Linked DNA regions of Homo sapiens: region 1 is linked to region 2. The links are chromatin loops, found by intact Hi-C in ENCODE. Cell type or tissue: GM12878. All regions are shown on one strand. Each heading gives the region's core, and the rest is flanking DNA. Links, peaks and the distances in the headings are about the cores only.

Region 1 (16,547 bases), core at 3,578-11,577, 400 kb after region 2:
TGTTGTGAGAGGAGGGAAATGTACCTGCGGCAGCACCTGTTCCTTTGACACCCTGGACCTGACCCACATGATCACAGTAGAGACGGAAGTCCAGCCATTTACTCCCTTCCCATTCCTCTCTCACTACACAGAGTCACTGTGGTCTCCAAGGTTACGATCCTGGTTCTCCTCCTCCGCCTGAGCGGAGACTCAGCAGCAAGACACACATGGCCGAGTCCTTCACCAGAGCCCCTTTGCATGGACCCCATGGTGCTTTCCTGGGGAATGAGGCTGGATGCCAGAAACCCAGCCCGACTCCTGTGCTCCAAGGCTCAAGAACACTCAGAACACCCCTCTGAAGACCCCCCTTGAGCAGATGCCCTCAAGGTCTAACCGGCTCAGGAGGGTCCCCAGAGCTCGGTGATGCTGGCTCAGAGAACCTGGGTAACGGAAAGGAGAGGCAGCTTTTCCCACTCACTGTCTCTGACACAAGCTCATTCTCCACAGTCATGTGAGTTTCCCAAACACCTTCCTCCCTCTGGCGTGTCTCTCTCAAGCCTCAGTCCAGTGAATGTGATTTATGAAAGGCCGTGAGGTCAGGCCCACCCATGGCAACAGCCTCAGCCCCTTCCCCGGCCTCTAACCCATTCTTCTTCAGTTACGCTTTCCATGCTCCTTCCTGATTTGCTCATCCCCAGAGACGGATGACCAGGGCTGTGAGCTCTGGTGTCAGAGTTCATTCCAGATGCAGGCTTGAAACTGAAGGAGCCAAGTCAGCCCCCTAAGGAAGGTTATAATTGCTAAAGGAAATACTGAGGAGGGAGGTGGATGGATGCGCTATGGCTGAGAGATTGTGTGTCTTGGGACCTTGGCAACTCAAACTTCTCCACAAAAGCAGAGAAGGAACAAGGAGAAAGTCAGTGGCAGCTGGACCCCAAGGCCACCAGCACCCCAGCAGTGACTGTGTCTAAAGCAAGGTCATCCACGTAGATGACTGCAGTGAGAATGGATACTCAGCTGCAGAGCGAGAATGAGCTCTCATTATTAGCGGCTGTTTTAAAATCATTTAACAATTTGGGCTAAGGGCTGTTGAGAATATAAAACAGTGTGAGCCAAGGAACTTAGCCTCTGGTTAGAAAGGTAAAACTAATTCATAAATACACATTGAATGCGAATAAAAGGCCATATGTGATAGGTTCATAATGAACTTATTCGACAAGCCTGTATTGAGTGCCTACTGTGTGCTAGAGACTTCAGTTCCTTTTTAAGATTGTTTTTACTTATTTTTAATTGACAAATAATAATTGTACATATTTATGGGGTGCAATGAGATATTTTGATCTATCTGTACATTATAGAAAGATTCAATCAATCTGAATAACACTCCCTCACCTCACTAACATCATTTTTTGTGTGGTTAGAACATTAAATATCTATTTTTAGCAATTTGAAATATACAATGCATTATTATTAACTGAGGTCACTGTGCAGAACAGTCACCAATACTTGTTCCTCCAGTCTAACTGAAACTTCATATCCTTTAATCAACCTCTTCCCTTTCCCCATCCCTCCCCCTCATATTCCCAGCCCTGCGACTCTCTGTTTCTATGAGATCAATTCTTTAGATTCCATATGTAAGTGAGATGACACAGTATTGTCGTTCTGTCCCTGGCTTATTTCAGTTAGCATAATGCCCTCTGGTTCCATCCATGTTGTCACAAATGACAGAATTTCCTTCTTTTTAAAGGCTGAGTAGTACTCCATTGTGTATATACCACATTTTCTTTATCCAGTCATCCACTGATGGACACTTAGATGACTTCTATATTTTGGCAATTGTGAATAATGCTGAAATGAATGTGGGAGTGCAGATATCTCTGCAACATATCAATTCCTCTGGATATATACCCAGAAATGGGATGGCTAGATCATATGGTAATTCCATTTTTATCTTTTTGAGGAACCTTCATACTGTTTTCCAGAATGGCTGTACTAACCTACATTCCCATCGACAGTGTACAAGGGTTCCCTTTTCTCCACAGCCTCACTAATAATTATCATTTGTCTTTTTGATAATAGCCATTCTCACAGGTGTGAGGTGATGTCTCATTGTGTTTTCAATTTGCATTTCCCCGATGATTAGAGATGTTGAGCATGCACTCTGGGAGGCTGAGGCAGGCGGATCACTTGAGGTCAGGAGTTCAAAACCAGCCTGGCCAATATGGTGAAACCCTGTCGCTACTAAAAATATAAAAAAATTAGAAGGGCATGGTGGTGCACACCTGTAATCCCCGCTGCTCAGGAGGCTGAGGCAGGAGAATGGCTTGAACCCGGGAGGTGAAGGTTTCAGTGAGCCGAGATCGCACCACTGCACTCCAGCCTGGGCGACGTAGTGAGACCCTGTCTCAAAAAAAAAAAAGAAAAAGAAAAAAGGAAAGTAATGCCACCAGAGGATACTATATCTAGCAAAATTACCCTTCATAAATGAAAGATAAATAAAGTCTTTTTCAGACAAACAATAACTGAGGGAATTCATCACCACTAGGTCAACCTTACAAGAAATGCTCAAAGGAGCACTACACTTGGAAGCAAAGGACAACAGTTACCATCATGAAAACACATAAAAATATAAAACTCACCGGTAAACAAACACACAAATGAGAAAGAGAAAAGACTCAAGTGGTGGGTGTCACTGCAGAAAACCATCAACGATAAGGACAAACAATAAAAGAAAAAGGAACAAAGAACATATAAAACAACCAGAAAACAACTAACAATATGACAGGAACAAAACCTCACATATCAATAATAACCTTGAAGGTAAATACATTAAATTCTCTGCTTAAAGGTATAGATTGGCTGAATGGATTTTTTAAATGATCCAACTGTATGCTGCCTACAAAAAACACACTTTACCTGTAAAGACACATAAAGACTGCAAGTAAGGGGATGGAAAAAGATATTCTATGCAAATGGAAACCAAAAGCAAGCTGAAGTAGCTACACTTATATCAGATAAGACAGACATTAAGTCAAAAACAGTAAAAAAAAAAGGCAAAGAAAGTCATTATATAATGATAAAGGGATCAATCCAGCAAGAGGATATAACAATTCTAAATATATATGCATCTGACACTAGAGCACCCAGAGTCATAAAGCAAATATTACTAGATCTAATGAGAGAGATAGACTCCAATGCAATAATAGTGGGGGACTTTGATACCCCACTCTCAGCACTTGACAGATCATCTAGAGAGAAAATTTAAAAAGAAACATCAGATTTAAGCTGGACTTTTGGCTAAATAGACCTAAAGATATTTACAGAACATTTATGCAATAACTGCAGAATACACCTTCTTCTCATCGGTAAGTGGAACATTTTCCAGGATAGACCATATGGCACACCACGCCTGTAATCCCAGCTACGTAGGAGGCTGAGGCAGGAAAATCGCTTGAACCCGGGAGGCGGAGGTTGCAGTGAGCCGAGATCGTGCCACTGCACTCCAGCCTGGGCGACAAGAGCGAGACTCTGTCTTAAAAAGTAATAATAATAAAATAAAATAATTTTAAAAAATGGGCAAAGGAGGTGAATAGACATTTCTCAAAAGACATACAATGGCCAACAGGTATATGAAAAAATGCTTAATATCACCAACAATCAGGGAAATGTAAACCAAAACTACAAAGAGATATCATCTCACCCCAGTTAGAATGGCTATTATCAAAAAGTAAAAAAATAACAGATGCTAAGGAGGATGTGGAAAAAAAGTGAACTCTTAAACATTGCTGGAGGGAATGTAAATTAGTACAACCACTACGGAAAGTAGTATGGAGATTTCTCAACTAAAAATAGATTTACCATTCGATTCAGCAATGCCACTACTGGGTATTTAGCCAAAGGAAAAGAAATCAGTATATCAAAGGGATACCTTCACTCACATGTTTATTGCAGCACTAGTCACAATAGCAAAGGTAAGGAAACAAGCTATATGTCCATTAACAGATGAATGAATTAAAAAATGTCATATATACACACGATGGAATACTATTTGGACATAAAAAGAGAATGAAATCGTGTCATTTGCAGCCATATGGATGGAACTGGAGGTCATTATGTTAAGTGAAATGTGCCAGGTATAGAAAGATAAGTAACGCATGTTTTCACTCATTTGTGGGAGCTAGCAAACTTGATCTCATGGACATACAGAGTAGAATTGATAGGTACCAGAGAATGGGCAGGGTGGGTCGGTGGAAGTGGAGATGAAGAGAGGTTGTTTAATAGGTACTAACATATAGTTAGATAGAAGAAATAAGGCCGGGCGCGGTGGCTCACACCTGTAATCCCAGGACTTTGAGAGGCTGATGTGGGTGGATCACCAGAGGTCAGGAGATCGAGACCATCCTGGCTAACACGGTGAAACCCCGTCTCTACTAAAACAAATACAAAAAATTAGCCGGGCGTGGTGGTGGGTGCCTGTAGTCCCAGCTACTTGGGAGGCTGAGGCAGGAGAATGGTGTGAACCCAGGAGGCGGAGCTTGCAGTGAGCCGAGATGGCGCCACTGCAGTCCGGCCTGGGCAACAGAGCGAGACTCTGTCTCAAAAAAAAAAAAAAAGAGAAGAAATAAGTTCTCATGTTTGATGCAGAATAGGGTGACTAGCAACAATATTATATATATTTCGAAGTAGAAGAAAGGACTTGAAATGACACCAACACATAGAAATGATATATACTCAAGGGGATAAATACCCCAAACACCCTGACTTGATCGTTACACATTCTGTCCATGTAACAAACACTCACATATACTCCATAAACATATAAAATACTATGTATCAATAAAAGAAAAAATAGTTACCTAGATTTTTTGGCTAGAGAGTGACATAACAAAAGTGGCATTTAAGGAAAGACATAAACTATCAGAAGGCAGGGCTTTGTTGTGATTAGCTTGTGTGGATGATATCAAACAGAATAAACTGGAGATGAACCATTCAATCAATGATGACTGATCGAAATAAAGTGCACAGGCTCACTTCTGAGATGGTGGTAACTTTGGCAGACAACGCAAAACTTATTTTTCTTTGACGTGACTACTTAGCTTCAAAAGTTCATATACACTTCGACTCCCTAAAAGAGAGGAGGCTTTAGGGTCAGACAGACTTGGTTTGAAACACAATTATAACACTTGAGGCCTTGATCTCCTTGTCTGTAATATGGGATGCTGCATAACTTCACAGGGCTCTGAAGGAATCAAATGAGATGACCCATGCAGACTGCCTGGCCCGTGTCCTGGACATCCTGGACCTCCTGGCACAGGGCAAATTCTTCATAAGCTTACTTCCCTTCTCTTCCTTGTCTTGCAGAGTTGCAGTGGGTTTTATCCCAGTCTTTGTTGTTTCTGAAATGCTTATAGATTCACAGGAAGTTACAAAAATCATACAGAGTATCTTTCATCCAGTAACCTTTGGAGACTGGCTTTTCTCAGCATAATGCCCTTGAGATCCATCCAAATTGTTGCGTGTATCAATAGTTTTTTTCTTTCTTTCTTTCTTTTTTGTGCTCAGTAGTATTCCATGATATGGATGTACCAGAGTTTGTTTAACCATTCACCCACTGAAGGACATCTGGGCTTTTTCCAGTTTTCACTTATTACAAATAGAACTGCTATGAACTTTTAAGTATAGATTTTTGTGTAAGCATAAGTTGTCATTTCTCTGGGGTAAATGCCCAGGTGTGCAATTAATTGATCATATAGTAAGTCTATGTTTAGAAACTGTTTTTTAAGAAACTGCCAAATTGTTTTCCTCAGTGGCTGAACCATTTTACATTTCCACTAGCAATATATGAAAGATACAGTTTCCTCACATCCTCGCCAGCATTTGGTGTTGTCACTATTTTTATTTGAGTTGTTCTAATAGATGTGTAATGATATCTCACTGTGATTTCAAATTTCCATTTCTCCAGTGGTTAACAATGAATGTCCTTTTGTGTGCCTATTTGCAATCCATATATCCTCTTTAGTGAAATACCTATTCATGTTTTTTGCCCATTTTCTTTTTTTCTTTTTTTTTTTTTTTTTTTTACTGTTGTGTCTTGAGAGTTCTTATTTTCTAGATATAAACTTTTGTCAGATATAGTTTGAAAACATTTTCTCCTAGTCTGTAACCTGTCTTTTCATCCTCTTAACAGGGCTTTTTTCTTTATTGATTTTTTTCCTTTTATGGATCATACTTTTGGTATTAAGTCTAAGAACTCTTTATTTAGCCCTGGGTCCTAAAGATTTTCCCCTGGTTTTCTAAAAGTTTATAGTTTCATATTTTACATTTAAATCTATGATGCATTTTAAATTAATTTTTGTATAAAATGTGAGGTTTAGATTGAGATTCATATTTTTAATCTATGGATGTATAATTGCTTCAGCATCATTTGTTGAAAAGACAATTTTTCCTCCATTGATTTTCTTTTGCACCTTTGACAAAAATCAGTTGGGCATTATTTGTGTAGGCCTGTTTCTGGGTTTTCTATTCTGTTCCATTGACCTGTCTATCCTTCCCTAAGACTCTTTTTTTTTTTTTTTTTTTTGAGACAGAGTCTTGCTCTCTTGCCCAGGCTAGAGTGCAGTGGTGTGACCTTGGCTCACTGCAGCCTCTGACTTCCAGTTTTAAGCAATTCTCCTGCCTCACCCTCCAAGTAGCTAGCTGGGACTACAGGTGCATGCCACCATACCAGGCTAAATTTTTTTTTTTTTTTTTTTTTTTTGTATTTTTAGTAGAGACAGGGTTTCACCATGTTGGCCAGGCTGGTCTCGAACTCCTGCTCTCAAGTGATGCACCCACCTTTGCCTCCCAAATTTCCCAAATTGCTGGAATTACAGGTGTTAGCCACCACGCCCAGTCTAAGACCACATTTTATTCTCCTAAATGAAATAAATTTCAATACAATATTTACCCTAGATTTCATTCTAGGCTGAGACTAAATACACAGAATTTCAACCTAAATTGAGTGATTTGGCAAAATTTCTAGAAACCTGGAAAAAGATGTGCTTTTTCCACAAAAATTGGTGGAACTATTTTCTCTTTTTTATTTTTATTTTTTGTGTTTGATAAAAGATACATAACATAAAATTAGCATGTTAGCAATTTTTAAGTGTATAATTCAGTGGCATTAAGTATACACATATTGTTGTGCAACCACCAGCTCCCAAATTTTTAATCATCCCCAACTGGAATTCTGTATCTATTAAACCATAACTCTCCATTCCCTTCTCCCCCAGGTCTTCGGCCACCACCATTCTACTTTCTGTATCTCTGAGTTTGACTACTCTGAGTACCTCATATAAGTAGAATTATGCAGTTTTTGTCCTTGGGTGTCTGACTACTTCACTTAGCATAATGTCTCAGGATCATCCATGTTGTGGCCTGTGGCAGAATTTCATTCCTTTTTAAGACTGAATAATATTTCATTGTGTGGTTATACCACATTTTTGTTTATGCACTCATCCACTGATGGACACTTGGATTGTTTGGCCACTGTGAATAACGTTGTTATGGATGGCTGTACAAATATCTCTTTGAGTCCCTGCCCTATTCTTTGGGTGTATGCCCAGGAGTGGATCATTCTCTCTTATACAAGACTCTAGACTTGTTCAAACATCTGCTCCTTTCCCTTCTTTCGTCAAGACCCCAGGGGGGTCTACAGGGGGACCCACTGGGCCACTAGGGGGAGCTCCCCACCCTGGGATTTGGTGGGGTCTCTGGCTTGTTTTGTGATCTCTAGCTTGGTGGAAGTAAAGGAAAACAGAGAAAAATGAAGGAAATGGCAGCCCCCACCCCCCAAGCCATTTCTCGTGGGTTTTTGTTCTGTGGAGTTCCAAGCACCACCTGGAAATTGCTTTATTAAAAGCAACACCTCTCTGGCCACAGGGGTGAGAAAGGGAGGTAAGAATCAAAGGATGGCCCTTTCCTCAGTTCTCAGTTTGGGGAAAATTGGTTTCCTGCCTCACTGTGAACTTGAACAGATTAAATAAAAAGCACTTCGTCTTATACATTTCTCTCAAGCTTTCCAGCCAATGCATCCTCTTCCACTATTTATAGAATTAGGGCCAGCATGGTAGATTTCCTGTCCTGAGTAATTGTAGGAAGGTAGGCTCTGAAAAGTAGGAATAAAGAACCAATTCCCAGTTTGTGGTAGGTGGAGGCAGAATTTGGCCTAAACAGCAGCAAGGGTCTCCCGATTTCTCTCCCGACAGGCTTTTCTACAACTGGGTGTGAAGCCTGACCTGGACTCCTGCTAGTTGTGTGATTGTGGGAGGTAATTTGGCCTCTTTAAGCCTCAGTTTTCTCATCTGTGAAATGGGATAACAGAGTCAACCTCATCGTGTTGCTGTAAGGATTAAATTCCTTAGTACACCATAACCTCTCAATTAGAATGGATTATGACTGTTGTTTTCCTGATGCTATCATAATTCTCCTGCAGAAGTTAGTCCTGGGTGGGAGCTGCTGTCCCTGCACGTAACTTCCTCACACCCCATGCCAGTACAGTATAGAAAAGCTACAGTGCAACTGACAAAGTGCCTACATGTAGTAACAATAGAAATATCCTAATCTGAAGCTTTTCCTGGGAGCTGGACTCCAGAGTCCGTGCTGCAGAGGCAGTGGTTTTAAAGCTGCATTGTGCTGGAGATGTTCCCTCCCATGACCCCGTCACCTCCACCTCCACCACAGCCACCATGCCTAGGATCACAGTGCAGGTGTCTACTGAGGGACAGCAGAAAGGGGGTGGCCAGGGCCTGGCTCAGGAGGAGCGAACACCTCCTTTCTCTTACCCAAGCCGGGAACAAGGACCAAAGAGAATCTACTTCCTTCCTTCCTTCTCTCTCAGCTGCCCTCTAGGGCAGAGAAGTGGTCAAATGGGGAGTCACAGAATCAGCCCCAGGTTAAGCAGTTCTTGTTGGTGGACCAGCCGAGTGACGAAGGGTTAGACAGGAAGGGATGCACACTGGGCTGCCCCCACCTTGTCCTGGTGCCGCCCCCTCCCTGGTTCTGGGGCTGCCTCCTGCATGTCCACGGGCTACCCCCTACCTGGTGTTGGGACTTCCGTTCCCAGCCCCAGGATCCAAGTTGATACCTGTGGATTCCGCGGCTCAAAACGTCCTTTGTTGCTACCGGGCAGTCAGCCACTCCTTGACCCCAGTGAGATGGAAGATAACGTCTCGGTGGGGATTTGTAGGAAAAACCAGGTCTAGGCTGGGGGCGGGGTGTGAACAGGGGTGACGGTGCTCCTGGCGTGGGAGAAGACACACCCCTGCAGCACGGTGCACACCCAGCCCACCGTCTTGGCAGATGGCTTCTGGAGCCCAGGACTGGGTAGGGCAGAACTGCAGGCCCCTGGCAGTTCCGTGGGGCCCCGTGGTGAACCCCGCCTCACCAGGTGTGCTCGTCCCTGCCTCCCGTCCTCCGCCCTCTGGGAGCAGGGCTGGGATTCTACTACTCTTCGTTCCAAACAGTGGTGAGACTCCGCCGGGGCCCCTCCAGCCCTTGGCACTGGCTGGCAGACAACAGCCTGAGGCTCCTCCCAGGCAGAGGTGGGGTCCTCCCAGGGCTGCCCACCGGTCGTCCTCTCTCGCATCCTCTCAGGGCTCTCCATGTTCAAGTTCCCCCAGCTCCAGTCCTCCCTCTCCTATTTCTGGCAGCTCTTAAGACAGCTGCTCCCCAGAGAAGAGACTCCCCTTCCTCTCCCCGTCTTGTTCCAGCTGCCAACCTGCATGATTCATTCCTGTCTCCCCACCGCATAAAAGGCACTCAGGCCATTGCTTGTGCCTAAGTAAATATTTATGTGCTCAGCATTTGTAGCGAGTGAGTGTCCTCTGTCTGTCTGGGTCACTGTTGTCAGTCACTGTGGCAAGCAGGGCCATGCCAAGGGTTCTCTAAGTGCAAAGCAAGAAGGTTTTAAAGTACTGATTGTGGTCAGATTTATTCTGATCCTTTAATTGTTACAATGAAGGCATCTTTAAAACACACAATCAAAACCCCACCCATGGAGGAAGAATCCTGAGGACTGTGGATTGCTTGACATGGGCTTGGTTACCTGGGCAGGGCCTTCCCTGGTCCACTCCTGGAGACCCTTGTCCCTGTAACTTACTGCAAACCCAGATGTACATTTAAATTAAAGAAGGCGAGTAGCTCCTGGCTGCCTGCCACCGGCTAGATGATGGGGGAGCCCTAAGCAGAGTCGCCCAAGGGAGTGGACTCTGGGCAGGCTGCTGCCAGGGTGGTGGGGTCTGAAGGTACTGGAAGGCTCTCAGGATCTCAGCAGCTTCCCCACCCACTCTGGGGCCCTGGAATGTCTCCTCCGTGCGATGCCCTGGTGCCTGAAATTCCACCACTGCATTTTGTAGCTTTTGCTGTGGATCTTGTAGCTTTCTGTTTCCAGAAATTCCAGCTTAAAATGCACCACAAATGTCAGCCCAAGAATAAAACAGGCAGGTGGGGATACAGGTCATGTTATCAAGCTACAAGAAAGGCAAAAGGAAAATTAAAAGTGGGGGAAGAGGGCCTGGGCACAGTGGCTCACACCTGTAATCCCAACACTTTGGGAGGTTGAGGGCAGGCAGATCAGTTGAGGCCAAGAGTTCGAGACCAGCCTAGCCAACATGGTGAAACATGGTGAAACCCAGTCTCTACTAAAAACACAAAAAATTAGCCAGGTGTGGTGGTGCATATTTGTAATCCCAGCAGTTTGGGAGGCTGAGGCACGAGAATCACTTGAACCCAGGAGACAGAGGTTGCAGTGAGCCAAGATCATGCCACTGCACTCCAGCCTGGGCTGTAACAGAGTGAGACCCTGCCTCAAAAAAAAAAAAAAAAAAAAAAAAAGCTGAGGGGAGGGGGACATAGGAGTATGCGTGTACAAGAGATCATCAGTACTTTGCAGGAGGACAAAGTGACTAGATGGTGCTTCTCTCTCCCAGGCTAGTTCCTTCTTGCCCTGTTCTCTCCTTATCTGTTACTCTCCTATCGACTCAGGTTTGGGGCACGAAAATCAGCACCTCCAATACCTTTCTAAGCCTATACAGACCTACGGTATTTATCTGTTCATTCTTCTGTCAGAACACAAAGGCGTTCAAGGCTCATAATTTGAAACATGAAATGCAAAAAGTCACTGGATATAATTTCCATCTCTTCGGTAATCACCTTTGTCTATATCATCCTCTTTATTTATTTATTACGTCTTTTTAGAGATAGAGTCTCGCTCTGTCACCTGGCTGCAGTGCAGTGGCATGATCATAGCTCACTGCAGCCTTCATCTCCCGGGCTCAAGTGATCCTCCTGCCTCAGCCTCCTAAGTAGCTGGGACTAAAAGCATGAGCCACCATGGCTGGCCCTCACCTTCTTTATTATGGCCAATGCATGAAGTCTTGGAGAGGACTTCTAGGAATGGAGGAATGTTAGGGTCTAATTAGCATTAAAGCTGACTGCTTTTTTATTATTATTATTTTATTTTTAAATGGAGTCTCGCTCTGTCGCCAGGCTGGAGTGCAGTGGCGCGATCTCAGCTCACTGCAACCTCTGCCTCCTGCCTCAGCCTCCGGAGTAGCTGGGACTACAGGCGTGCACCGTCAGGCCCGGCTAATTTTTTTTTTTTATTTTTAGTAGAGATGAAGTTTCACCATGTTGGTGAGGATGGTCTCGATCTCTTGACCCCATGATCCACCCACCTTGGCCTCCCAAAGTGCTGGGATTACAGGCGTGAGTCACCAAGCCTGGCAGTGACTGCTATTTTCTATGAACCATTTCATTGACCAACATACTCAGGAACCTCAACAATTAACAAAGGATGCTAATGTTAGTTATGTATTAGGACCCAGATGCTTGTACAGTTGTCTCTGGGTACCCCCTGGGGGATTGGTTCCAGGACCCTCATGATATCAAAATCTATCAAAATCTATGAATGCTCAAGTCCCTAATATAAAATGGGATAGTATTTGCATATAACCTACACACATCCTCCCAAATACTTTAAATCATCTCTAGATTACTTATAATACCCAATACAATGTAAATGTGATATAAGTAGTTGTTACACTGTATTGCTTTTTGTTTATATTATTTTTTGTTGTTGCATTATTATTTTTTATTTCTTAAAAACATTTTCAGGCTGGGTGCAGTGGCTCATGCCTATAATCCTAGCACTTTGGGAGGCCGAGGCAGGTGGATCACTTGAGCTCAGGAGTTCACGACCAGCCTGGTCAACATGGTGAAATCCCATCCCTACTAAAAAAATACAAAACTTAGGCTGGGCGTGGTGGCTCACGCCTGTAATCCCAGCACTTTGGGAGGCCAAGGCGGGCAGATTGCCTCAGCTCAGGAGTTAGAGACCAGCCTGGGCAACACAGTGAAACCCCGTCTCTGCTGAAAATACAAAAAATTAGTCGGGCGTTGTGGTGTGCGCTTGTAGTCCCAGCTACTTGGGAGGCTGAGGCGGGAGAATTGCTTGAACCCAGGAGGCGGAGGTTGTGCCAAGATTGCAGTCCAGCCTGCGCAACAGAGTGAGACTCTGTCTCAAAAAAAAAAAAAAAAAACCACGAAAATTAGCTGGTTGTGGTGGCGCACACCTGTGATCATAGCTACTCAGGAGGCTGAGGCAAGAGAATCACTTGAACCCAGGAGGTGGAGGCTGCAGTGAGCAAAGATTGTGCCACTGCACTCCAGCCTGGGCAACAGAGCGAGATTGTGTCTCAAAAAAATAAATTAAAAAAATAAAAATATTGTCAATCTGAGGTTGGTTGACTCTGTGAACGTGGGACCCACAAATAGGGAGGGCCAATTGTTTAAATACATAGAGTGAAAAATATCAGAGAGAAAGGAAGAGTGCCAGGCTAAATGCTTTAAGCTTAACATTTGAATATTTAAAAACTTCAATTGTTAAACAATTGTCCATTACAATGATGCATTTTCACTTATTACTGTTTGTCTCTGGTGATACAATCATTTTTTCCTGAAGCCAAACAAGTGCTTCAGATAAGACATTCTAGCAAAGATCACAGCTCATAGGGTGGAATTCAATAGTTTATAAATGCTTTTTTTTTTTCAAGACAGAGTTTCACTCTTGTTGCCCAGGCTGGAGTGCAGTGGTGCTATCTCAGCTCACCACAACCTCTGCCCCCCAGTTCAAGTGATTCTCCTGCCTCAGCCTCTCGAGTAGCTGGGATTACAGGAAGGCGCCACCACGCCCGGCTAATTTTGTATTTTTAGTAGAGGCAGGGTTTCTCCATGTTGGTCAGGCTGGTCTCGAACTCCTGACCTCAGGTGATCCGCCAGCCTCGGCCTCTCAAAGTGCTGGGATTACAGGTGTGAGCCACTGCGCCCGGCCTATAAATGCTTTTGATAATAATCGTGGGTCAGGAGACAAACCATTACTTCCTTGAGATGTCTGGATTACCTGTGGGTTTCCTTTATCATCCTTGTTAGTACCATTTAGCAAAAGCTAACATGATGGCGGAACCTAGGACCCAGTCTCAGCTCAGGGTGTGCACACCTGGTCCCTGGCAAGACCAAGCAGGAAGAAGCCAGGATGGCGGAAGACCTCAAAGACTCCAGTTCTCGCCAGCCCCTCTGCCGCCCTCCACTGCAATGCGGTCCCAGGGAACTTAAGTGATGTGTTTCCTGGGCCTGGGGCAGGGGGTGCCACGGCTCTTCTGGGCTACCCTGTACCTGTCAGCAAGCCTCTCTCCTCCCGAAAGCTCACTGGACGCTGGGCCTTTGGGATCCCTGGCTGAGTTCAGGATCAGAATGACCTGTGGAGCCTTAGAAGTCACAGACCAGAGGCACAGCCTTGGAAACTGGACTTTAAACATTCTTTCCCAGGAGATTCCGATAAACCAGGGACTCAACCCTCACTGCACTAGGAAGCCCCTCCAGGAGCTGTCTGTGAGTGAACAACTTTGAGACACCCTCTGGTCACCTGGCACAGGTGTGCCTCCCACCCTGGGCAGCCACGTGGGAGGGGTCAGCCTCCCCTGACAGCTGGAGAGGCCACTTTAGTGTCCTTGTGGGAGCTTGTGGCCATCCTTTCTCCCTTTCCTGGCTGGCCTCTCCTTCGGTATCTGCATTTTCTGTCGTCCTAACAGTCTCTGGAGAGGAAGGAAGAAGGGGCTGCTCTCGCTCTGGAATGCCAGCCCCCTGCTGAGTTCCTGCCGCCCTCTCTTCCTTGCTCCCAGCCCCCTCTACCAACAGGAACGGCCAATGCTCCTGGCTTTGCCTCTCTCTGCCTTTGTGCGTGTCTTACTGTGGCTCTCTTATTGTGGAGCACACATCACTCGACCCGAGGGCTCCCTGCTGCACCCTCCAGTCTGCGCTCTCCTCTTCCTAAACTTGTGGGCCCTGTCTACACAGGTTGCTCACTCCGCCATCTCTCTCGCCTTGCCCTCTGGCCTTCGTATTTATCAGTTCACTTTTTGAAACTGCACCTCCAGCCACCCTGACCTCTAACGCTCCTTACATTCCCTGTTTCTTGCCGTCAACACTTGAATGCCCCCTTGACCTTAAAAGTAAGTGTCTTGGAGTCAGATTCACTGTCTTCCTCTCAAACCTCCATCTTTCTCCATTTCCCCTTTGACTCCATCATAGCTTTGTTTACTCTTGGGGAGTATTTAGACCCATGCTTTTTACAGGTGAGGATCCAAGAAGGGGAGTGACCTTCCCCAGGGGAAACCAGCTCCTTAGTAAGAGAGAGGGAAGGAGAAGCTCGGCCACCACCCTTAGTCCTGATGGCCTTGAGCCGCCAGGGGCTCTGGCACCAGACGCATGTGGCCTGGGCATCTGATGTTCATTTCATTTCCATTTGCTTGTGTCCTGGCCCCACTATAAGAACAAAGCTCCTTGAGGGCAGGCACCCTGTCTCCGTTTCCTCTGAAATGTCCCTCAGTATAGAAAGCATTAAAGGGCTTCAGTCAAAGTTGAGATGAGGGAAAAAGGAGGCATATGGGGATGTTAGAGTCTCCAAAGGGAAAATGGTATTTCTTGTCAATCATAATTCCAAAGAGTGCCTTGTTTTTTGGTCAAGCATTTGAGTAGTTCATTAACAGGATCACATTCATTAGTTTTTCCCATTTGCTCGCCATTCTTTTGTTTGTTTGCTTGTTTTTAAGAGATGGGGGGGGGGGGTCTCACTTTGTTGCCCAGGCTGGTCTCGAACTCCTGGCCTCAAGCAATCCTCCCACCTCAGTTTCTCAAAGTGCTGGGATTACAGGCGTGAGCCACCGCACCCGGCCCCCATTTTCTCTTTATGGGACCTTGACGAGTGGTACTGATGAAATGATGAAACTCTTCCCATTGCAATTGGCTAGAGTCTCCAGATTTTGCCAGTTTTTAGTGACACCTTCAACTGCTTCATTCTAGGTATTAGTAAAGCAGTAATTCATTAAAGGGACAATTTAGGATTCTGTCTTCTCTTGGGAGGAGTTCAAGGATAGAGCATCCCATTAGAGTGGACAACAGAAAATGAGGTCACGTCTATTCAATCATAATAATGCAATTATTAATACTGATTGAACATATACTACGTGTAATAAATAGTACTGGATTCCTTTTTTCTGTCTGTTTTAGACAGGGTCTCACTCTATCGCCCAGGCTGCTGGAGTGCAGTGGTGTATAATCACGGCTCGCTGCAGCCTCGACCTCCCGAGCTCAAGTAATCCGCTTGCCTCACCCTCCTGAGCAGCTGGGACTACAGGTGCACACCAAAACACCCACCTAATTTTTGTGTTTTTTGTAGAGTCAGGGTTTTGCCATGTTGCCTAGGTTGTTCTGGAACTCCTGAGGTCAAGTGATCTGCCCGCCTCAGCCTCCCAAAGTGCTGGGATTACAGGCGTGAACCACCATGCCCAGCCAGTACTTGGATTCTTTATGTGTGTTCTTCGACTTCTCACATTGCCATAGATAGGTGATCTTACCACTGCTACCTTTTAGATGAGAAAACCGAGGCTTAGAGAGATGAGTGTCTTGCTCAAGATCACACAGGTGTTGAGTCTGAAGTTCACCTCTGAGGACTGACCTGGCGCCCTGCTCAGCAACCATGCTGTCTTCTCCCTGGAGGGGCACTAACTTCTCTTTTGGGGAGAGGTGGCTAGAGGAGAGCCTTCCAAGTGAGATGAGTAAGGCTGTCATCATTCTGATGAATCTTCATTAAGATAAAACTAGAGGGCCACTGTATTTGTCCGTTTTCACACTGCTGATAAAGACATACCTGAGCCTGGGCAATTTACAAAAGAAAGAGGTTTAATTGGACTTACGCTTCCACATGGCTAGGGAGGCCTCACTGTCATGGCAGAAGGCACAGAGGAGCAAAGTCACATATTTCGTGGTTGGCAGCAGGCAAAAAGAGAGCTTGTGCCGAAAAACTTCCCCTTATAATAACCATCAGATCTCATGGGACTTACTATCAGGAGAACAGCACCGGAAAGACCTGCCCCATGATTTAATTACCTCCCACCGGGTCCCTCCCACAACACGTGCGAATTCAAGACGAAATTTGGTTGGGACACAGCCAAACCATATCAGCCACTCACAGT
Region 2 (16,547 bases), core at 5,637-13,636:
TGTCTTGAGTGGAGCCCCAGTGCTGCTGGAGATACACTTCCCTCTTTCAGCTGGTCCAGTTTCATTACCACTCAGGCTGATGACAGAGGAGAACTTACCTTTAACTTTCACTTTCTTTCATTTGTAGGCTAGTCATATGCTTATGCCTAGTATTTTAGTCTTTTTTAAGGTGCTGTGTTCTGATATTTCCAGAGAAATTTTATAGCAATCTTAAAAGTGAATTTTCAGGTAGTGCAATTGAAGTAGTACTTTTTATGGGTCAGTCATTCCACATGAGTAAATAAAAATCCTGGTTTAGGTATAGAATGACTCTGATTGTATTAATTCAGTACAATGGATTTTGAACAGGTACATTTTAAGTTTAATTTGAATGAATTTATAAAAGACAGTTTTCATTGTGATATTTTTAAAGGTCACGTGATGAGCAAGACAGAGGAATACATCCTCTCCTCCCCTCCCTTGAACCTGAAAATAGCTAGGTGTAGTTTTCTCGATATAAAGCCTTAATCTCTCTCATCTTTATGCTCTGAGAATAAAGGAGACTTAATCAAGAAATTATTGAGGTAAAGTAGAAAAGGAGTTAATTTCAAAATAGCTTCCAAAGGAATGGTTTATCTAAAACTCCAAGTGAAATAAAGCTAAGCTATACTTAATTTATGCTCTTTAAGGTCTCTATTTCTTTGGTGAGTAAGCACCTGCAGCTACAGATACATAAAACTATTCATTCCATGTAGGAGTCTTTCTGTAATTCATGACATGTAAAGTAGCCTGGGGAGAAACTAGGTACTGCGACAAACAAAATCAAGAGATCGAATATGAAATAATGTTCTGTTGGAAGGTGATATTTGTGGTAGAGATGATGGTTTATAAGGACAGTGATTTTTAAAAATTAAGAATTATTTTAAATGTATGAAGTACAGACAATAAGGATTGCTAACATGATAAATAACTTAATTATTCCCCCATTTTTCTGCAGTGGGATGTTATGTAATTTTTATTATTGCACATATAGCTGTACACGTTACTGTATAAATCTTTGAAACCCTCTTACTTTTTTCCCCTCCTTTGGGGCATAATATGTTTTTTAGGGGTCACCAAGTAAAATGATAAAATACTAGAACTAGAAAAGGCTTTACTATTAATATTGGAAATTTTTTTCACCAGAAATTTGTAATTTCTGATGCAAAGAAATTTTAACCAGTTTTTCATTGCATTTACTTCTTCAGTAATTTAGTAATTATTTTCAACTTTAATTTAAAGGGTGCAGAGCTGGAGGCAGCCATAGAAGAAAAATCATACTGTGGATATGAGTGCTTCTCCTCCCACTCAAATGGCTGTAAAGGACGTATTTTAGAAGGAAGGCACTGGCTGGGCATGGTGGCTCACGCCCATAAGCCCACCACTTTTGGAGGCCAAGACAGGTGTATCACGTGAGGTCAGGAGTTCGAGACCAGCCTGGCCAACATGGCAAAACCCTGTCTCTACTAAAAATACAAAAATTAGCTGGGCATGGTAGCGTACACTTGTAATCCCAGCTACTTGGGAGGCTGAGGCAGGAGAACTGCTTGAACCCAGAGGCAGAGGTTGCAGTGAGCTAAGATTGCGTCACTGCACTAGAGCCTGGGCGACAGACTCTGTCTCAAAAAAAGGAAGCAAGGCACCAATTGCCAGACAGCATTTTTTCTGTATATTTGTCTATCTTTATTAAATGTAACTTCTTTAAATATCATGTTATTCAGCTTTTCTGGGTTTTTGTGAATACTTCAATCACTAAATCTTCCATTGTCTTCAGGATTCAAAAATTTCCTCTATGGAGCGTGGGCTTCGAGACCTGGAAGAGGAAATTCAGATGCTGAAATCGAATGGTGCTTTGAGTACTGAGGAAAGGGAAGAAGAAATGAAGCAAATGGAAGTGTATCGGAGCCATTCTAAATTTATGAAAAATAAGGTAATGGCATGTGAGACTTTTGATTCTTAAAAGGAGTTTGAAAAATTGATGCATATTTTTTACTTCTCTAGTGATGATAAAGCCGTATTTTACACTCTTTTATCAGGTTTCAGGGAAGAATACTTTTAGCATAGTTCTTTCAAATGAAACTTCTCCAGAATTAAAGTCAGAATTACTGACATAGATAGTTACTACAAGTTTTTACTTATAAAGACAATTCTCTGTATGAGGCTACATATGTATTGTCATGGTTTAAGTTTTCATATCTATTAGTACTTCCGAAAAACTTCCAGATGAGTTTTTCTCACTATATGAAACATCAGGTTCTTTACCTCTTGTGAATTATTTAAAAAGTCAAAACCCTAAGAGGCTTGAGATGGAGTTTCGCTCTTGTCACCCAGGCTGGAGTGCAGTGGTGTGATCTCAGCTCACTGCAGCCTCTGCCTCCATGTTCAAGTGATTTTCCTGCCTCAGCCTCCCAAGTAGCTGGGATTACAGGTGCGTACCACCACACCTGGCTAATTTTTTGTATTTTTTGTAGAGATGGGGTTTCACCTTGTTGGCCTGGCTGGTCTTGAACTCCTGACCTCAGGTGATCCACCCACTTCAATCTCCCAAAGTGCTGGGATTACAGACGTGAGCCACCGTGCCCAGCCCTAAGAGGCTTTTTAATGAAATGGGTGAAATGAAGTTACGTTTCCCCTCCAAATACAGTTCTGTAACGGAAAGCCCTTTCTTTGCCCTATCCTGTGGGGAAGATCCACTTGCTGTCAGGTTTATTGCTTCCCATGTGCACTTCAGGCGTAATATGACAAAGATTGATACCACCAAGACCTATCAGTCTGTGTTTATCATCAGTCACAATGTTCCTTCCTTGTATCCAAAGTCATTTAGTTTGATTCTGTAAACTATTTAGGCAAGTTGGAGGATTTAGTTTATCACAATTATCAATTTACCAGTTTTGTTGTGGTTTCATTAAACATTATGATTGTAATTATAAAGTTTAAGCCAGAAAATAAGTGTTTTCCCCCTTTATTTCCCAGTTGTATTCTCCAGGTTCTTAGAAATGAAACCCGCAACATCCCAGTAGTGTGAAGGAATGATAACATCACTTCCCCTCCAGTTTCTGGCTTCTTGCCATGGTGCCCATACCTGGCATATAAGTCTACAGAATATTCCTCTGCTACCTCCAGACTCTATTATTAATTATTTCTACTACTTTCATTTCAGTTTTAGAAATTAAAAACTCACATACCCAACTTTTTTTTTTTTTCTTTTTCTTTTTTTTTGAGTCGGAGGTATGCTTTGTCGACCAGGCTGGAGTGCAGTGGCGTGATCTCGGTTCACTGCAGCCTCCGTCTCCAGGGTTCAAGCTTCAGTCTGCTGAGTAGCTGGGATTACAGGCGCCCACCACCATGCCCAGTTAATTTTTGTAGTTTTAGTAGAGACGGGTTTCACTATGATGGCCAGGCAGGTCTCGAACTCCTGACCTCAAGTGATCCTCCTGCCTTGGCCTCCCACGGTGCTGGGATATAATCATAGGTGTGAGCTGCTGCGCCTGGCCTCACATAACCAACTTTCTATTAGTTTGGATTTTTCACCCTGATTTGAGAACAAGACATAGTGCCGTATGATCTCTGTGTTTATGTTTTTCATTTGTTGATTAGCACATTCCAGTCCACTGTGGGGGGAAAAAACCTGTGAACTTAGAAACTACCTATGGCTCTTTGAAGAGGGAATGAGGGGAACAGATTTGATTGTATTATATAAGTTATTGTTATTTCTAGTTACCATTCTGCCTCAAAAGTAGACAAGAAGAAGACCTAAGTTGACACATAAGTGAAAAAGAATAATAATGTCGTGACAGGTAGAACAACTGAAGGAGGAACTAAGTTCGAAAGAGGCTCAATGGGAGGAGCTGAAAAAGAAAGCGGCTGGTCTTCAGGCTGAGGTCTTTGCCGTAAGATTTACCTCTTTGTGTGCAGTGGTCCCACAGTGGGACCCTGCTAGCTCTATGGCTTCTGGGTGGCTTACCCTTTCATTCTCTATGGTTGGCAGCTTTGCCCATTACTAGCACTAACCAGCCTGCTCTGCTCTTTAACTGACTCCTGTTCACTAGTTTGACCCACATGTCACTTTGTGTGCAGTGAGCCTTCACGTGTTCTGGAAGCCTTGTACCTGGTACTTTATTGTTGCTTTTGTCACTCTGTGGATGGTATTTCAAAGCCTGTTTCTTTCTCAACCCTTTATTGTTGGTTTATATGAATGGCGGCCTTCTTTTCTTCCTAGGTACAAGAATATATGCAGTTGTTCTAGGCCTATCACCTAGAGTTTATTTGAATTTGAAACTCTTGAGCAAAGTGCTTTACCTTATGTAGACATTATCTTTAAGTCTCCAGTGAGTGATTTTGCCACAAATGTTACTTTCTTTAGGACAGATGTATAGAAAGTATTTATCTAGTAAATTGAAATTACTAAGAGACTTATTTCAGGTATCTAAATCTAGTTCAATATTCTAATGAACTTAAAATTTCAATTCAGAACATAATAATAAAATAAATACAGTTGGCCCTCCATATCTGTGGATTTGCATCTGTGTGTTTAACCAACTGTTTTTTATTTTCAGGGTAAAAAAATGGATGTTGTGTCTGTGCTGAACATGTACAGGCTTTTTTCCCATGTCATTATTCCCTAAGCAATACAGTATGACAACTATTTACATTGTAAATATTTACATTGTATTACGTATTACAAGTAATCTAGAGATGATTTAAACTATACTGGAGGATGTGCATAGGTTATATGCAAATTCTACATCATTTTATATCAGGGACTTCAGCCTTCATTAATTTTGGTATCCAAGGTGTGTCTTGGAACCAGTCCCCCATGGACCCATGGATACCGAGGGATGGCTGAATAATAAAGTAGCTAACACTTGCACACTTACTGTAAACATTTTATAACGTGCTGAGTTAGACATATTATCAACTCCAAATTATAGACGAGGAAACTGAGGTAACAGAATGGTGCCTAGGAAAACACAGCTAGTAAGAGGCAGGATTTGGTTTTATACAGGCAGTCTTCTTCCACATACTGCTTACAAGTTCTTTACTGACCTATACTAGGCTGTGCACACATTTGTCAAAGTGTCAGCAAAAACTGCTTCTGAAAATAATTGTGGCTAAGACTGGAATAAAAAAATACAGCATTTAAAAAACCAAACTTGGGCTACTTTTGTAGATTTGCTATTTATGGTCCACTTTATAGTATATATTAAAAAGGGAAATATTTTGGTGGAAAGGGTCTAATTTGGTTTATGGAAACCATATATTGGCTAGAGGGAAGGTTGATCAATAACTTCCTTTTTAAAATAGCTACTATTAGTAATTTCTGCATTGAGTCAGACAACAGGCTAAGCACATTTCACGCTTTATTTTACTGAATCCATAAACAGTACAGTGGCATTCGTATAATTTCTCCTTATTACTAATTAGGAAACTGATTAGGAAAGTAATTATTCAGGGACACATAGCTAGCTTAGTTCTGATAGGTGAATGTCTGCAAAGCCTTGTGCTCCTAAGCTTTGTATTATATTTGCTTCCCCTTTATAATGTCTTCCCTTCTCAGTCTTTAAGGAAAATTTGTGCTTCTAAACTCTGCTTTTCTTTTCTTTTTTTCTTTTTCTTTATTTTTTTGAGACAGAGTCTTTCTCTGTCGCCAGGCTGGAGTGCAGTGGCGAGATCTCGGCTCACTGCAACCTCTGACTCCCTGGTTCAAGCGATTCTCCTGCCTCAGCCTCCTGAGTAGCTGGGATTACAGGCATGCGCCACCATGCCCAGCTGATTTTTGTATTTTTAGTAGAGATGGGTTTCACTATGTTGGCCAGGATGGTCTTGATCTCCTGACCTTGTGATCCACCCGCCTCGGCCTTCCAAAGTGCAATGATTACAGGCGTGAGCCACTGCACCCGGCCTAAACCCTGCTTTTCATTTAAAATATTTTCTTTTCTTTCTTAGTCTTTAAGGTCAATATAGCATTATTTGAAGCTTACTTAATAATGCAGATGATGACGAAACAGATTTTTATATTTATTTTTGACCACGTGATTGGAGGTAGCTGGAAATTTGAATAATCTTAGTCATAGTTCTTTAGCTGAGAAAATGGTAACACTTTGAACATCCCCCAAAATATTCATTCATACAACAAATGTGTTTTTGTTACAATCAGTGTGTTAGGGAATGGAATAGTGTTAATGGGTTGTTTTTATTGGTGAAGGGATATCATAAAAGACTCCACGTTGTTACAGTGTGTGCTAACTCTTGGGTACATACTATTTTGCAGGATGAATATAGCCACCGTTTAAAATTATCTTCCACTGATGTTTTTAGTATCCTCAGGTACTTTGTATACAATAAGCATACAGAAATATTTGTTGAATGAATGAATAACTATATCTCTAAAAAGAGATTTTATGCATATGAGAAAAATACTTAATCTTTTTTGAAACAGAAGGCTAAATTGGAAATTTATTTTTGGTGTTCCTCAAAGGTCTAATTTTAATTAATGTGAAATTTATTTCTTCATGGGAAATTGTTCTCAAAAGCTTTATCCCTTATACCTAAGATTATTACAATTACAATACTTTAGATACATTCAAGTTTTTGAAAATGAAAAGATAACTTTTTGTTTCATCAGTGACACCGAAATTACTGACTTGTCAAATGTATACTTCCAATAATTAGTATCTTTTTTAGTTCCTTGTTAGGTGGTAGACATAATTTAAAAGGAGATGTAATTTCTGTTTACATGGCTTCCATTTAGGGTAAAAAACTATTTTTAAAATTCTTAGAAAACAGGAATGTAAAGAAGGTGTTAGAAAGAAAATACTTTCAATGTTAAGAGAGAAATTAATCAATACACATAACATCAAATTATAGGATTTTACAAAACCATGTTATGTATAACATTAAAAGTGGCTTTTTAAGATAAGAATTTTATGCAAACTTTTGAGAATGAAAAAGATAACAGTGAAAAATTAGCACAACAGCAGCAGATTTTGAATTTTAAATAGTACTAGGAGGTTTCTAAAACCTTTTTTGTTATATCTGCACTCATCCTGCATTTGATCCATCATGTTCTGAAGAGGTCTCACCTAGAAAAATGAAAACCATTTCATCAGTACAGTGGTGTTCAGTTGCTTACTGCTGTCTCATAGTCATCTAATTGAATTGGAATTTCCTTTCCCTCCATTCCCTTTCTAAGAGGTTTCAAAGAATATTTAGAAGACACAATAAATGAAAACTGGACATTTCCCTATTGGTTGAATAAGTTTAGTGGTTTTTTTTGGCTCAGGGTTGGGGAGATCCAAGGTTATGTCATGCAAAAAGATGAATATGACCTATCACACAGTTCGTGCTGCATTTAGTTTCATATTTTGTGACTCAGATCTGTGAAAGATACAGATAAGAGGTGTTTGTTTTATTTCTTTTTTCCTTAAAGTGTTTTACTTCTTTTCTAGATTGGCCAGGTGAAACAGGAGCTGTCCAGAAAGGACACAGAACTACTCGCCCTGCAGACAAAGCTAGAAACACTCACAAACCAGTTCTCAGATAGTAAACAGCACATTGAAGTGTTGAAGGAGTCCTTGACTGCTAAGGAGCAGAGGGCTGCCATCCTGCAGACTGAGGTAGAAACAATTCTGGGATTTGTGGGGAGTTGGTTTCTTGGCACCTTTTCATAAGCGTTACCTGTGCTGTTTTTGTTATGTTTAGAATTGGGAAATATGAGTAATGTTATGATTAATTCTTCAGCAGCGTGATCAGTCACTGTGCTAAAATGTAACCATCTTATTTCAGTTGTTCTTAGATCTAACAAGTTAAAACAGGTGCAGTTTATGTTTTTAATTCTTTAAACTTTTGCCAAGTCTGTACTTCAAAGTATACTCTGACAGTATTAAAAATAAAAGGATAATTGTAAAAGAGAAATCATTGATTTAGAAGCTTCAGTTCAACCCCTGGTGAATTTTCTAGTCATGAATGACAATGAGCTTGGTTACACTGTGTTTGGAGTACATTTAAGTGTCTTTAAGTTGTGATATTATGAATAACTGTATATAGGAAACTGGAATCTGTTAAAGTTCTAGATAGTCTAATTTTAAACCACAGATTATTAGACAATGTGTCTTCATATCCTGTTTGAAAATAAAGTTAGTGTTTTTAGAATTTTTTTTTTTTTTTTGAGATGGCCTCTCGCTCTGTTGCCCAGGCTGGAGTGCAGTGGTGTGATCTTGGCTTGGCGTGATCTTGGCTCACCACTACCTCCGCCTCCTGGATTCAGGTGATTCTCCTGCCTCAGCCTCCTGAGTAGCTGGGATTATAGGCGCATGCCACCAAGCCTGGCTAATTTTTGTATTTTTAGTGGAGATGGGGTTTCACCATATTGGCCAGGCTGGTCTCGAACTCCTGACCTCTTGATCCGCCCGCCTCTGCCTCCCAAAGTGCTGGGATTACAGGCATGAGCCACCATGCCCGGGCAGTGTTTTTCAAAATCTTGGAAGATGATCTAGACTATTGGCTATGACTTCAGTTAGGTATCCACCATCTTCAGATAGGTATATGACTTCAGATAGATATTTAGTGTATTTGCTAAATAATCCCAGATCGATTCTTATCTATCTTACTTTCAATGATCGAAGAGAAAGAGTTGATGATACCATGTGGATTTACTGTCTTAATATAAATATTTTTTAAAGGTTGCAGTGAAATAGATAATTTAAGAATAGATAAGTAGTTTTGCTTTATAGAAGAAACATAAAGCATATGATGTAGATTAGCTTTTTTTCTTTAAAGAAAAATAAGAACATAATTTGGTGGAAAAAAGGAATGAGGAGGAAAAGAAAGAATAAAAACCTCATAGTCTTAGAAGACAAGAATCTTCCAATAAGGAAGAATGAAGAAGGAACCTAAACTGTTTCATGTAATATTTTTATCTGTACAATTTGGGGCTTTGTTAAAAATGGGAGATTTTAGCTGACATGTTTGTCATTTTTCTTATAACTTACACTTTTTCTATTTTAGTTATGTTTCATTTTGTTATGATGTCAGCTCCATTCTACCTCACAGAGATATTTGGGTATAAAATCATGAGATGCAGTAGTGGCTAAGGCTTTGGCTCTAGAGTCATGTTTACTGAGTTTGGACTTCCATCTTTACCACTTACTATGAGTCGCGTGATCCTGGGAACGTATTCAACTTCCTTACACTTCACTTTTCACGTCTGTAAGGTGAAGAGAATAGTAGTGCTTAACTCATAAGTTTGTTGTTAGAATTAAACTCGTTTATTTACTGCCAGTGTCTGGCACATAGTAAAGTCTTTGTACATTCGTCATTGTTATCATTTTATAATTCTTCTAATAAAATCAACTAATGCATATACTGTTGAGATGTTAAGAGAACATAGTATTTAGATGATCTGCATTTTCTTACTTTTATTAAGCTAAACTTAGGTTTATTCAGGGAATTATAAATATGAAATCATCTAGATAATGTTACCTGCAAAGTTATTCATTTATAGCTTTATTTTAAAAATTTTTTGTGGGTGCATAGTAGGTATATATATTTATGGGGTATGTGAGATATTTAATACAGGCATACAATGTGAAAATAAATTATGGAGAATGGCGGTATCCATCCCCTCAATCGTGTATCCTTTGAGTTACAAACAATCCAATTACACTCTTTAAGTTATTTTAAAATGTAATAGCTTTATTAATCGTTTTTCACTTCAGTAGCTTGAGTGCATGCAATACAGCAAAAGGGTCAGAAGAGGGTGCCAGTGTTCTAGAGGTCAGCCGCACTTCCAAGTTTGCTACTGTAATAGCTTTGGATGGAGGTGGCAGGTGTACAAACCAGAGAACCAAGCAGTTGGTTAATGATAATGCAAACATTTAAAAGCTTGTCACAGTCTAATAAATGACTTTTCCCCCTTGGCAATCCATGCTTCTCTTTGTACCCCCCTCAAATAATATTCTTATTAGCCAGGTCTCACCCAGATGGGCTTGTGATTGGTTTCTTGTACCATAGAGAATAGATTGTATTTATTGTCATTCATGAATGGTTTTTAGTTTTTAGCCATTGCAGGAGTAGCTGAGTCTCAGTGATTATTTCTGTAAGTTACTAGGGCCACTGCGCAAATAGAACCATCTCATCATAAAAGATAAAAGAATGAAAGCTAACTTTCTTTGGAATTTGGGATGATTTTAAGAATGTAATATGTCTATTTATTAGCATTGCTTAAAAAATTACTCTGGTGGCACTTGACAAGAGTCACCTTTTCCAATGTAACTTGCCAGTGTTAGAGCCCAGTAAAAGGCAGTTTATACCAGCTCTTTGAAAGTTTTCATGTGTTTCTATAATTTGCTCTTAGTTGATTTCATCTTTTCTGCAGCTATCCCAGACTTCGATCTAACACTCGGATTACTAAATTAAGTATATATGAAAAAAGAACATGGAGCATGGAGTTTTTCTTTCATTTTTATTTTTAGAGATAGAATCTTACTCTGTCACCCAAGCTGGAGTGCAGTGGCATGATTATATTAATAGCTCATTGCAGCCTGGAACTCCTGGGATCAAACGCTTCTCCTGCCTCAGCCTCCTGAGTAGCCAAGACTTATAGGCATGTGCCACCACACCTGGCTAATTTTTAAAACTTTTTGCAGAGACAGAGTCTCACTGTGTTGCCTAGGCTGGTCTGGGACTCCTGAGCTCAAGCAATCCTCCTGCCTCTGCCTCCCAAAGTGCTCGGATTACAGGCGTGAGCCACTGTGCCTAGCCTGGAGTTTAAAAAATTTTAAAAATCCTTTAAGGAAAACAGTTACATGTGAAAAGATCTGTTTGTTTTTTGTTTTGTTTTGTTTTTTTTGTTTTTTTTTTCCCTATTCAGGGTACATGGACTAAGGCCCTCTGGTGTTATACAAGGTACAGTATATATGGAATCGCTCCCGTTTTGTAACCATCTCTTTTAATCTGATGACTTTCACAGAGGTGGTCTGGATTTAGTAATATAGTGGTTAAAAGCATGGTCTTTGGTGTCAGACATAGGCTTGAAAACCAGCCCTCTACCTTTACTAGTTGTGTGACCTTAGAGGAGTTACTTTACTTCTTCTTTGTGTGTGTGTGTGTGTGTGTGTGTGTGTGTGTGTGTGTGTGTGTGTGTGTGTGTGTGAGATGGAGTTTTGCTCTTGTTGCCCAGGCTGGAGTGCAATAGCACAATCTTGGCTCACCACAACCTCGCCTCCTGGGTTCAAGCGATTCTCCTGCCACAGCCTCCCGAGTAGCTGGGATTATAGGCATGTGCCACCACACCTGGCTAATTCTGTATTTTTAGTAGAGATGGGGTTTCTCCCTGTTGGTCAGGCTGGTCTCGAACTCCCGACCTCAGGTGATCTGTCCTCCTCAGCCACCCAAAGTGCTGGGATTACAGGTGTGAGCCACCGCATCCATTCAGGAGTTACTTTACTTCTTTAAGCCTCCATTTCCTCATCTATAAAATGAGGATAATGATAATAACAACTTCCTAAGGTTTTTATGACTAGGTGTTTAATTCTGTTCTCATCTGAATATGGAGGGACATTTTTTTATTAATTTATTATTTTTTTTTTGCGACAAGGTTTCACTTTGTCATTCAGGCTGTAGTGCAGTGCCTTGATCATAGCTCACTGTAACCTTGAACTTCTGGGCTCAGGTGATCCTCCCACTTCAGCATCTTGAGTAGCTAGGACTACAGATGCAGGCCACCTCTCCTGGCTGATTTTTTAATTTGTATTTTTTGTAGAGACAGGGTCTCACTATGTTGCCCAGGATGTTCTTGAACTCCTGGCTTCAAGCAGTCCTCCTGCCTCAGCCCCCAAAGCACAAGAATTATAGGCAGGAGCCACTGTGTCCAGCCATGGAGGGAAATTTAAATTCAGTGGGTTAAAAAATTTCGAAACACCTTACAGTTTATAGCACTTTGATTTGATTTGATCTTTATTGTTTTATTTGCTCTTCATAGTAATGGCATGGGTTAGACAAGATAATTATTGTTGTTTTGCTTTTATAATTGAGAATTTTGTGAACTGCTTATTAGCATACCACTTTTGACTGGCACTTGAGGCTACTCTCACTAGTAACACTGGGACTTTTGATATATCATTTACAGTATTCTCAAGAATTAAAGTTCTTTTCTTGTTCCAAAATTGTGATGCTATACTAGGGACCTACCATTAAATGTATTTTCAGGATGAATTCTCAATGTGCAGAGCAGAGCTGATTGTATCAATAAGCCAAAATAATGTACACCTTACTGCTTCAAAGTAGTACAGGTTTTTCCCCTTCTCCAGGAAATTGTGTTTTGGAATTCTGTTTATTATAGGTAAGGAATATAATCTATATCTTAGTAATAGTAAGAGGAAGTGGTTCTTTTTTTCGGAGGTGCTCAGGAGATCAGCATCTAGCACAAGGTGAGGACCTGCCCTTGCTCTAGGATGTTTTGGCACTAGGCACTAGAGCTAGGATGCTGTTGTTTGACGTGCACCCTCTGCTTGCAGTCCCAGCCCAGTTCTGACTTCTTCAGCATACTAAGAGTTAGTAATACATTCTTAGAACTAGAGGGCATTTTTAGAGATCATCCAGTCTTTCCGTAATTTAAAGAATATGTATGATAATATCTAACCTGAGTCTTGTACCATGGAGGGTTTGTATACTTTCATTTTCCCAGTTAATTCTTAGAGTAACCTTCTAAGAAATAAGAATTGTTGTAACATTTTACAGATGGGGAGTTAAAACTTAGAGAGACTGAGGTTACATGACCTAGTGCCCGATCGATTCAAACCCGCAAACTTGCGTTCTTGATCATAACGCTGCAATTCCTCCCTGTGCAGAGAGAATATAGTGACATGCTGAAGGCCTATACAACTACTTGGTATTAGTTTTGGGACTGGAATTCATCATTTCTGACTTCGCTAATTATGATGTGCATAGACGACCATGACTCTTGTTTGATTGGTAGGTTGAGGACTAGCCACAAAGAAAGATGGGGAGAAGAAGAAACAATTCATGTTGGTAGAGAGGAGAAAAGGATTTAGGTTGATGGAATTACATAGCCTCAGAAAGAGATAGGCATCTTTTGTGACGAGATTGTGAAAGAAGAGAAAGATGTATTGATTGATCTCTTCATTCAACACGGTTTTGGGAGTACCTGCTGAGAACCCTTCTGAGCACTGGGGATACAGTGGCAAATGAAACAAAGGCTGATGATCTCTATCTCTATCTCTATCTCTATCTCTATCTCTATCTATCTCTATCTCTATCTCTATCTCTATCTGTGTCTCTATCTCTATCTCTATCTCTATCTCTATCTATCTCTATCTCTATCTCTATCTATCTCTATCTCTATCTATCTCTATCTCTATCTCTATCTCTATCTCTATCTCTATCTGTGTCTCTATCTCTATCTATCTCTATCTCTATCTCTATCTCTATCTCTATCTCTATCTGTGTCTCTATCTCTATCTCTATCTCTATCTCTATCTCTATCTCTATCTGTGTCTCTATCTATCTCTATCTCTATCTCTATCTCTATCTCTATCTGTGTCTCTATCTCTATCTCTATCTCTATCTCTATCTATCTCTATCTCTATCTCTATCTATCTCTATCTCTATCTATCTATCTCTATCTCTATCTCTATATCTCTATCTCTATCTGTGTCTCTATCTCTATCTCTATCTCTATCTCTATCTGTGTCTCTATCTCTATCTCTATCTCTATCTCTATCTCTATCTGTGTCTCTATCTCTATCTCTATCTCTATCTCTATCTGTGTCTCTATCTCTATCTCTATCTCTATCTCTATCTGTGTCTCTATCTCTATCTCTATCTCTATCTCTATCTGTGTCTCTATCTCTATCTCTATCTCTATCTGTGTCTCTATCTCTATCTCTATCTCTATCTCTATCTGTGTCTCTATCTCTATCTCTATCTCTATCTGTGTCTCTATCTCTATCTCTATCTCTATCTCTATCTGTGTCTCTATCTCTATCTCTATCTCTATCTGTGTCTCTATCTCTATCTCTATCTCTATCTCTATCTGTGTCTCTATCTCTATCTCTATCTCTATCTCTATCTCTATCTGTGTCTCTATCTCTATCTCTATCTCTATCTGTGTCTCTATCTCTATCTCTATCTGTGTCTCTATCTCTATCTCTATCTCTATCTGTGTCTCTATCTCTATCTCTATCTGTGTCTCTATCTCTATCTCTATCTCTATCTCTATCTCTATCTCTGCCTATTGATATATCTGTATATATCTATCTAAATCTCTGAAACAGCTGCTCAGAGTAAAAGAGGACTGGGTGCTATGAAAAGAGATAGGGCTTAGAATCTTTTTCAGATGAGTGTGTTTCTCTCACTGTTGTATGTGGGTTGTTGAGTTATGGGGTAGGGGTTGGGGGTGGGTGCTGCAGGGTGACACTGGTATGATATTCAAGTCTGCTTGTGAAGGTAGACTGGCTTTGGAGTGCTCCTTCCCCTTTCAGCATCCTCTCTATACCTGGGGCAGAGCATTTGTTCTAGCAGCGGTACAGATGATCATGCCAGAGGCGTTCTGATCTGGGAGGCTTGCTTCCTGCCACAACCACTCCCCCAGCTCCAGCTGGTGAGATGGCACTGCTTACGGTGGTGATGGGGTAATGTCTTGTTTGTGGGAAGATGTAGATACTGATAAGCTTAAGAAGTTACATTAAGTTACTTAAGAAGATAATGATAAGCTTAAGAAAATACAGTTACTTAAGAAGATAATGATAAGCTTAAGAAAATACAAGCATAAGTATGGCTCTTAATACGCTAGAAAAATCAAAATGGAATGTATAAGTTTCAAACCGTCAGAGTAAAACCCAGTTTACCCAGTGGAGAATAGAGAAGAATGGGGAGGGGAGAGAAAGAAATGTGATAGCATGTGGACACCATGAAAAAGAAGGCTGAGATAAGTACAAATCATGGGAAAGTCAATAAATACAAATAAGTACTTAGATCAAAATGAAAATATAAATCTCAGTTGGGCTAAAAAGATACAGAAAGATACTGTCAACAAGAGTTAAACAGACAAAAAGTAACAGCAAAGTTAAAAATACAGAGATAGAAAAAAATTTAAAAATAAAAGTTATATCAGGAAAATAGGCCTTCCCAAATATGATTTATTTTAATATTGATTAAATTATCTTTTAAGGCACACAGAGCAATGTTATATGCTGATAAAAGAAACAGTAGATCAAGAAAATATAACCGTGCCGATCGATGCACCTAACAGCATGGCATTTAAATACATAAAGCGGGCCGGGCGCGGCAGCCCACGCCTGTAATCCCAGCACTTTGGGAGGCTGAGGCGGGTGGATCACCTGAGTTCAGGAGTTCGAGACCAGCCTGGCCAACATAGTGAAACCCTGTCTCTACTGAAAATACAAAAATGAGCTGGGCGTGGTGGCACGCACCTGTAGTTTTCAGCTACTTGAGAGCCTGAGGCAGGAGAATTGCTTGAACCCAGGAGGTAGAGGTTGCAGTGAGCTAAGATCATACCCCTGGGTGACAGCGCAAGATTCTGTCTATAAGTAAACAAATAAATGTATATATAGCAGCAATGAGGTGAAACAGATAAATCAACAATTGTAGTTGGTCATTTGGATGTGCTCCTGTCAGAATTTGATCAAATAAAGAAGCATCAACATAAAGTTTTAATAACATTAACAAGCTCAAGTTCATAGATGTGTATATAGAATTTTGTCCTAACATAGAGAATAAACAATATTTTCAAGAACTTACTGAACAGTCGTAAAAACTAACCATGTACTGGGTCATAAAGGAAACTTTAAAATTCCCAAGAGTCAAAGTCACATGACTTTGCACTCCTAATGCAGCAAAATTAGAAATCAGGAGTAAAGATAGTAAAGTAGTAATAAAGGTAGTAAAGAACAGCAGCAGAAAACCAAAATAAGTATATAATCTTGAAACATACTACCAAAATGACCTGTGGGTTAAAGGAAAAATATAAACATTTAAAAATGAGTGGCAGTGAAAGCTCTCTATATAAAAATTTGTGGAACATAATTAGAAAAAAATCTGTGGGGTGTAACTAAAGCAGTATTTAGAGGGAAATAGCTAGTTTTTAACATATTTATCAGAAAATAAGAAAGAAAAGCAAGTAATCTAGGTGTTCAAATCAGGAAACTTAGAAAAAACAGTTAATCCAAAAACAATAAAGAATAATAAATATAAGGTGAGAAATTAATAGAGAATAAAACAACACCAAGAGGTAGTTATTTGAAAAAGGTTAATAGGACAGGAACAGCTCTTACAGATGATAAAGGAGAAGTAACTACTAGTACTACAGAGTTTAAAAATAATATAAGACAACTCTAAACAATTATATTCGAATAAGCTTGAAAAACAAGAAGAAATAAGTTTCTGGAAAAATATAAAATGACAGAAGAAGTTCAAGAGATAAGAGAAAACATGAACAACAGTCGTTATAGAAATTGAAATGGTAATCAACCTCATCCCTTTTTCCCTCC

What was found. A loop is a pair of places that touch in the nucleus more often than their neighbours do. Peaks named below come from ENCODE experiments on the same cell type or tissue, not always from the same donor. Only the 100,000 strongest peaks of a DNase experiment are listed, where the experiment ranks them.
Region 1: it touches region 2 in a loop (4-fold over the local background); 4 of 110 quality-filtered maps call a loop at or near these places.

What each region holds. Positions count from the first base shown.
Region 1 is chr12:1,509,626-1,526,172 of GRCh38, forward strand. No RefSeq gene overlaps it. Among named protein-coding and RNA genes, the nearest start is that of LINC00942, 17 kb to the left of the region's middle. In GM12878, for the core only: a CTCF peak has its summit at 7,701 (motif pointing right); no DNase peak of the experiment used is centred there.
Region 2 is chr12:1,108,400-1,124,946 of GRCh38, forward strand. ERC1 (ELKS/RAB6-interacting/CAST family member 1) reads left to right here. Exons shown (of 19, transcript NM_178040.4): 5 at 1,793-1,948; 6 at 3,816-3,899; 7 at 7,467-7,634. LOC124902857 (a long non-coding RNA gene) reads right to left here. Exons shown (of 3, transcript XR_007063157.1): 2 at 9,167-9,223; 3 at 7,015-7,100. Among named protein-coding and RNA genes, the nearest start is that of ERC1, 130 kb to the left of the region's middle. RefSeq lists an enhancer at 7,001-8,200. In GM12878, for the core only: a CTCF peak has its summit at 9,777 (motif pointing right); a DNase peak (open chromatin) is centred at 9,809.